Regions from separate parts of the Homo sapiens genome. Here all the other regions are linked to region 2. A link is a loop called in an ENCODE intact Hi-C map of the cell type or tissue named here. Cell type or tissue: PC-3. All regions are shown on one strand.

The links. Peaks named below come from ENCODE experiments on the same cell type or tissue, not always from the same donor. Only the 100,000 strongest peaks of a DNase experiment are listed, where the experiment ranks them.
Region 1: it touches region 2 in a loop (4-fold over the local background); 11 of 110 quality-filtered maps call a loop at or near these places.
Region 3: a loop joins it to region 2, with 5 times the contacts of the local background. A loop is called at or near these places in 11 of 110 quality-filtered maps.

Annotation. Positions count from the first base shown.
Region 1 is chr10:59,793,053-59,795,552 of GRCh38, reverse strand. It overlaps CCDC6 (coiled-coil domain containing 6), which reads left to right. Exons shown (of 9, transcript NM_005436.5): 8 at 956-1,080; 9 at 2,442-2,500. Among named protein-coding and RNA genes, the nearest start is that of MRLN, 41 kb to the right of the region's middle. In PC-3, no CTCF peak of the experiment used is centred here; DNase peaks (open chromatin) are centred at 322 and 1,482; H3K4me3 peaks cover 347 bases; H3K27ac peaks cover 2,098 bases.
Region 2 is chr10:59,708,521-59,711,020 of GRCh38, reverse strand. It overlaps SLC16A9 (solute carrier family 16 member 9), which reads left to right and starts at 1,171. Exons shown (of 6, transcript NM_194298.3): 1 at 1,171-1,542. RefSeq lists silencers at 829-1,098, 1,329-1,398, 1,539-1,598 and an enhancer at 1,829-2,028. In PC-3, CTCF peaks have their summits at 893 and 1,094; a DNase peak (open chromatin) is centred at 1,170; H3K4me3 peaks cover 2,101 bases; H3K27ac peaks cover 1,505 bases.
Region 3 is chr10:59,808,151-59,810,650 of GRCh38, reverse strand. All of the region lies in intron 5 of CCDC6 (coiled-coil domain containing 6), which reads left to right. Among named protein-coding and RNA genes, the nearest start is that of MRLN, 56 kb to the right of the region's middle. In PC-3, a CTCF peak has its summit at 1,086 (motif pointing right); a DNase peak (open chromatin) is centred at 1,100.

The sequences.
Region 1 (2,500 bases), 85 kb before region 2:
GGCACATGTATACATATGTAACTAACCTGCACATTGTGCACATGTACCCTAAAACTTAAAGTATAATAATAATAATAATAAAAATGAATAAGAAAAAAAATAATAATGGCCAACTTAACAGTTATGAGGTGATATCTCACTGTGGTTTTGATTTGCATTTCCCTGATGGTTAGTGGTGATAATCGTCTTTTCATATATCTATTAGCACATTTGTGTATCTTTTTTAGAGAAATGTGTATTCAAGTTCTCTGTGCATTTTTTCATTGGACTATTTGAGTGTGTTTGTTTGCTTTGAGTCATAGGAGTTACTTATGTATTTCGCATATTCACCCCATACCAGGTATATGGTTTGCAAATATCTCCTCCCATTCTATAGGTTGCCTTTTCAGTCTGTTGACTGAAAGTTTCCTTAGCGCAGACACTTTTTAGTTGAATGTAGTCCCACGTATTTGTTTTTGCTTTTTTTTTTTGTTGCCTATGTCATATCCAAGAAATCATTGCTAAGATCAATGTCAGGGAGCTTTTCCCCTATTTTCCTTCTAAGAGTTTTATAGTTTAAGGTCTTATAGTTAAGTCTTTAATCCATTTTGAGTTGACTTTTGTATATAGTGTAAGAGATAAGGTCCAGTGTCACTCCTCTGCATGTGAATATCCAGTTTTCCCAACACCATCTGTTGAAGAGACTGTTCTCTTTCCCCGTTGTGTATTCTTGGTGCCCTTTTTGAAGATCAGTTGACCATATACGTGTGAGTTTATTTCTGGGCTCTCTGTTCTATCCTAGGAATTAACATTTATTTCCCTTGTTATCCACACCATTTAGTGAGCCCATCATTCTTTTCATCTGTTTGTATTTTTGTGGGTGATAGAGAACTACTGCGATTTAAAACCTCCTAGATAGTTGAAGACACCAGATAGTTGAGCTTAAAATGATACTTAATTTGTTGTTATATTTTAGGTCTATCATATGCAAGTCACACGGTTGGTTTCACGCCACCAACTTCACTGACTAGAGCTGGAATGTCTTATTACAATTCCCCGGGTCTTCACGTGCAGCACATGGGAACATCCCATGGTATCACAGTAAGTGTCCGTGGGGTAGGAAGCAGCACTTTACTCCTGAAAGTGGTACCGACTGGTGTTCTGGAGAACAGGATCGGTGCCCTTAGACATTTGCCCTTCTTCCTGCCTCCTCCATCCGTTCACCTTGAAACTGTAGAGACTTAAACAGTTTGATACCAAATTCTGGTATTGAAACTAAAATCCTTCCCAGGAGACAAAACTTTAACTTCACTTCCTATGAAAAATTACCCTTTGTGAAATATAATTTGAACTCTGGCCAGTGCTTTGATTGAACTCTGGCCAGCTCCTTGCATTATTGTTGGTTGCCATAATGTCTAAAGATATTTATTGTCTGCACCTTCACAGTTCACTGACCTTCAGTATTCTTCCTGAAGTTAGCCTTGTTTGTAATGTTACTCAGAATTTTCTCTCCTCGAATTACAAGGAAGCTTAAGTGCATCTGGTTCCAACTCTACCCAAGGGAGTTTTTTCTTTAGAGTCGGCAATATAGTTGACTAATAGAGCCATTAGAAATGTAGCTAGTAGAGTGAGAGTATTATTAAGGGTATTTCCAATAACAGAAATACCAATATTTCAAAGAATAAATTATAATATTTTAAAGAAGAACCCTATTCTAAGAATGCACTTAAGGTATTTCTGAAGCTGTTTGGCCAGTTTGATGGACTTTATGTAAAAGTAGGAACTTTTTTTTTTTTTTTCCTCACTCTGTCATCCAGGCTGGAGTTCAGCAGCATGATGTCTGCTCACTGCAACATCCGCCTCCGGAGCTCAAGGGATTCTCTTGCCTCAGCCTCCCGAGTAGCTGGTATTACAGGCACACGGCACCACACCTGGCTGCTTTTTGTATTTTTAATAGAGACGGGGTTTTGCCCTGTTGGCCAGGCTGGTCTCGAACTCCTGGCCTCAGGTTATCCACCCACCTCTACCTCCTAAAGTGCTAGGATTACAGGTGTGAGCCACTGCACCCGGCCTCAAACATAGAAACATTTCTGTTGAGCTGTATCTTTCAGGATGTGGACAACTTATTGGAGATAAGCAATAGAGGGAATTGGTGACACACACGGAAAGAAAGATTTAAGGGGATATTTTACAGCTCTCGTTGAAGGACCCAAGTCCAGCAGTTTGTTCAACACAAGTTGTGCAGTAATTTTATGTAGCTTTTTCATAGGTGGAAGTGTAAACACTGCCTTATTTAAATTTTATTACTAGTTCAGAAACCAGTAGGGATGAAGAAAGAAATCCCTGGTTTCTTGTCTTTGTTGGTTAGTGTTTGATTAGCCCCAGTGCCAAGTCAGGCTGTGTTAGGTAGAATGAGATCCACCTGTACCTAGACTGACTTGCTGTTCCTGTCCCCTCTGCAGAGGCCTTCACCACGGAGAAGCAACAGTCCTGACAAATTCAAACGGCCCACGCCGCCTCC
Region 2 (2,500 bases):
TTCTCTTCACTCTAACCTGAAAGTCAATAAATTGAGTAGAAAGGACTGATGGGGGCCAAAAGGGCTGAACCTCCACCACATTTGTGCTGTAAGAAAACATGACATGGTTGCCTAGGCTCCACAGGTTTTTTAAACTCTCATCTCACACAAACTCCATGATACAGGCAAGATTCTTGTAATTTCATAGACAAGGAAACAGAGGCTCAGCAGCTTGATCAGCACTTCTGAAACCAACCCTTTGCCAGGTGTAGAGTCTTCGTCTAGGCCAGGACCTGTCACTTCAGTGTATAAAGGAAGTTCTCATCAAGGTGGTTGATGGCCGCAGTCCCCTTTAAGAAGTAGAAAGTGTGGTGCGGCTTCCCAGAAAAAACACAGAGGAACACAAAAAGTGCATATCACTTTGGAGGTTTCCCACGGCCGGCGAACCACTGGTACCTATGGACAGCCCCCAGCTGCTGCAGTGACTGAGGGATAAAACAGCCATCCATCTCTGCGCGCAAGCCCATTACCAAAGATAGTATTGCCAATGGTAGTATTGTTAGTGCAGTTCAACTGCAGGACAGACTGAACGTCCTTAGAAGCAGCCTGTGTGTGTGTGTGTGTGTGTGTGTGTGTGTGTGTGTGTGTGTGTGTGTGCACCGCAGGACGCCCTCCTTTCCCGCGGAGCTGTCACAAAGGACTGTACTTGGCATCCTCACTCCTCACTTCCCAGGATCACGGACTCCACAAAGTTCTGGTGCCCGTTTCTCCGGGACCACTGCCAGCTGAGCATACAGCTCCGGCCAGGAGGGCGCCAGCGGCCCCGGGAGCCAGGGAGACCAAGGAACACTCGCATTCATTTGTACACCCCGGCTCCCCCCAAACGCGCACGGCCCTTGGCGGGCTTGGCCAGGGCACGTGGTGGGCGGCGGGGGCACAGCGGCGCCTGGGGACGCGCGTGTGTGCGCACCGAGAGGGCGCCTGGCCGACGGCGCCCACCTCTCTCGTGGCTTTGGTGGCTCCAGGCCTGGTAGGGCCGGGGCCGCGGCTCGGGCAGTGCCCTCCCTACTCCTGGCCGGGCCGGGAGCAGCGGGAGCAGGCGCAGCGCCCCTACCGCCCGCTTTTCCGCCTCCATCTCCTCCGCCTCCTCCTCCTCCTTCCCCCAACCACCCGCGCAGTCACAACCGGTTCAGACTGGCCGGGGTGCCCCGCAAAGAGAGACAAGGGAGAAAAAGACAGCAGGGAAAACCCCGGGGAGGAGAAGGCGAAAGAGAAGGTGGAGCTCAGAGAAGGGGGCCGGCTCCCCAGCTCCATGTGGCCGCCGCCGCTGCGGGTCTGTGGGGGCAGAGGGCGGCGGCTCCCGGGGCAGCGCGTAGCGGGACCGATTGCCTAATACTCCGGCAGGGGCCGGGGCCGCAGCTGGCTCGGATAAATAGCCGCCCGGCTGGCCCGGAGCTGCAGGGGAGAGCGGCGGCCGCGATCCCCACCACACCACCAGCCCGGCCGCACGGGGCACTGAGCCGGGTGCTGAGCACCGGAGGCCCCGCCGAGGCCGGGACTCAGGTAAAGGGCTGGAGCTTGCGGGGAGGGTTCCAAAGGTGGGCAGCAGCCCCTGCTGCCCAGCGTCCTAGAGGCAAGAAGTAACTCCGACTCGGAGCAGTAGGAGGGGGCGGTGGAGCAGCATGGAACCGGGCTTTTGTCTGGGGTGTGTGCCGGGGGCTTCGAGTGTCCACGGTGCGCCCGCCCCTCGCCGCCCCCTTTTTGATGGGGTGCTTCTACAAAGTGGGCAAGTTTTCCCGGGAATCCGAAGGCGGCATTTTGTACGGAGTTGAAAGAGAGGGAGGGGGTCCTGGGGGTGGTACGGTGGCCCCCCAGAGAGCTGCCTCTGGACTCCAGAGAGCTTCCAGGGTTGCTGGTGGAAGAGCAGGGAGAGGTGCATGTGATGCAGGTGGGCCTCCATTTCCCAGAGGACCGAAAGGCCTCCAACTGCCTTGGTCCGGAGCGCGAGCAACCAGGTGCCCCCGGAGGGTTGGGAATGGGGCGCCGCGGGTACTCCTGACCTACGTGGAGCGCAGCGCGCAGGGCCGGCGGATTCTGCACGTTGGCGCCAGGTTCAGCACCACCCGGCAGCCCTGGGCGAGCGCGGGAGCCCAGCCTTCGCCACCGCCGCAGGAGGCACCGGCACCGCGCCCACCTGGACCCTCAGCCAGCACTTGGGAGGACTTGGTGCTTAATGCCCCATCTTTGGTTCGCCCTAGGTAACCTGCTCTGGCTTCAGCAGCGCCCAGAGGCTTTCCAGAGAGCTGATAACCACGAACAAACTTGGCTGTCAAAAGCAAATCAATGCTTTACCTTGTTTTCTGGGTGCCTAGTCTATCCAACACAAACTATCCCCGAAGTTTAGTCAGGATTTACGCTAAATATATTACTTATATAGTAAGTTATTCGATATAACATTTTTGGTCAATTTTCTAGGCTACAGTTTTGATGTGTTTTTTAAAAATCTTGAATTAACTGAATA
Region 3 (2,500 bases), 100 kb before region 2:
ATTACTATGTGTGTTTGGTGGAAATCAAATGAGATATATCAAATAGTTCTCAAATATTAGTTATTTTAAGATTTTTGAGTTTTTACCATGTGAGTACACAAACATCTTTCAGCACCTTCCTGAACTTTTTCCCGTGCTGTCAGTTTGCATTTTTCCTCCTCCTTTATACTGCTCCATCGTGCCCCTAGCAAAAATTTCAGAAGGAATTTGGGGAGAATGTATGCTTACTACTATCTCCATACTGCACTGTTTAGTCTGAAGAGACTGCAGATACTAACAGAGGCATTTGTAAGTGCTATTTCTGATTTTGTGAGGACAGAGAAAGCTGAACTAAAGAAGCAGCAGTGGCACTTAGCTGCTTGCAGTGATTGGATTGGGCCTAAAGGATGTGTTAGTGACTTTTCATCATCCATTCCTTGCATTCTCCTTAGGTTAGATGACCTGGGCCTCTTTTGGATGCAGCTATGGCAGGTGGCTCCTCACCCTCCAAGCTTGACTGCATCTGAACTTGAACCTCTCTCTCAACAGTTCTCAGCAATGTTTGAACGTTGGCATCGCCTGGCCAGCTTTTAATAGACCAGTGGCTAGGACTCATCCTTGGAATTCTGACTGAATTGGCTTGGGGTATAGTCTGGGCACTGGTATTTTCTAACTGTGAACTTGGAAGGGAATGCAAGCCATGCAGATCTTTGGATCATTTGGGAGCCACCTCTTTGGAATCTGTGTGGAAGTCATCCGCAGTTCACACCATCTTTGACTAAAATACAGTAAGTCCTTACTTCACATCATCCTTGGGTTCTTGGAAACTGAGACTTTAAGTGAAACAACTTTCTGTATAACCAAACCAATTTTACCGTAGGCTAACTGATACAAACAAGAGTTAAGTTCCTATGGCATACATATGTTGTTTCACTTAAAGTCACAGTTTCCAAGGATCTGTGGATGATGTTAAGTGAGGGCCTACTATATTGGGAGATGGCTGTAGACCTGGGGAAATATAAGCTGTGGCCCCTAAGTACTAGGGAGTTCTGTGTGCAAGAGGAAGGAGGAGGACTCATAGGAACAAATCTGGTCAGGTGAGGCTGTGTGCCAGCAGGGGGCAGCCAAGGAATGCTCTGGTGACAGCCTTCTGTGTGTGAGTCAGTGACACCCAGAGGTGTTGGACCTGGTGCCTTCTCTGTGCCTCTGTCTTCTAGGTCAATTGCTGAACTGCCAGGAAGTCTTCCCAGCCGATCACTGCAGGGGACATTCTTATCTATAGATATATTGTTTAAGGATCCCCCTGCTGAGTTCCCCGATGCTAAAGGATTGCCATTTTTTCTTTGAAAGACAATGTTCTCTGAAGTTATTGTTCTTGGAGCCTCACTAATGTTAATTCTGCAAAGGATTTCATGGTAGTCTCCAGCACCCTTCCTGTAAAAGGCATTATAAGAGTCCTATTATGGAAAAGAAAGTCAGCTTGCTCTGACAGTCACCCTTCTAGTTCTAGAAACAGCAAATACTCCAAGGGGTCAATCTTTTGTTTCCTGTAGAGCCAAGTGAAAAATTCTGCATGCTTGCATATTTGGGATCAAATAATTTAAATCGTTTATATTAAAAGTGTACTTTGTAAATATTTTCCCAGCATGCCTTCAATTAAAGAGATTTTTGTGTCTGGATTAGACAGCGGGGTTTCTGGCTATGTTGAAACAGCCAAGGGATTTAGTGTTTAGTGCACGTAATAGTGTTTAATAATTTTGGTATTTTTATTTGAATTTCTAAAATAAGGATATTCAAGAGCTTTTGTATATCTGTAATGATGCTGTCTTGGAAATCATTGAATACTTATCAGAAGTCTTTATTGGCTAAAATGCCAGACCTTTGTAGAGTTGCTTAAAACTGAAACTAATTTGATGGGCATTGAGAGTTGAAATAGGGTCAGTCTGTGGGAGAAAAATGCTCATTGTGGCATTCAGCTCCCTCCTTCTTCCCTAAATTTGGACCGAACTGACAATATGGAACAGCAGCCTACAGGAAACTCTCTTAGACGTGCTCATGGCCACTGAATTTGTAGCTGCTTTTCAGAAAAGAGAAGTATATGGAGATTTTACTTTTCCCAAGTTCATTGACAAAGACAAGGAAAAGAAATGAAGCAAGAAGATGGGTAGACACCACATTTTGTATTAGATAATTCTGGTTACTTGGTAGCAGATTCTGTGTGAGATAAACCAGAAAGGAATGGGGGCGGTGGGGAGGTTGTCAAAAGAGGAAGGAAGACGTGTTTTTCTTTTTTTGGAAGGTTGTGGAGTATGCCACAGAATCCTGTGAAGAATAACCTTGGAAGGACAAGAGTTTTGATGGCTCCGGGGAACTTAGCTGAAGCAGACCCTGGATCCCCATAAAGATGTCAGTTCCCCATTTCAGATTCCTGGGAGAGGTAGTCTAAGTGGCTCAGCCTGGGTCCAACAGCTAGTGCCAGGGCTAGTCAGCTCTGTCCTGGGAGATGGGTGCTGTAGCAGAG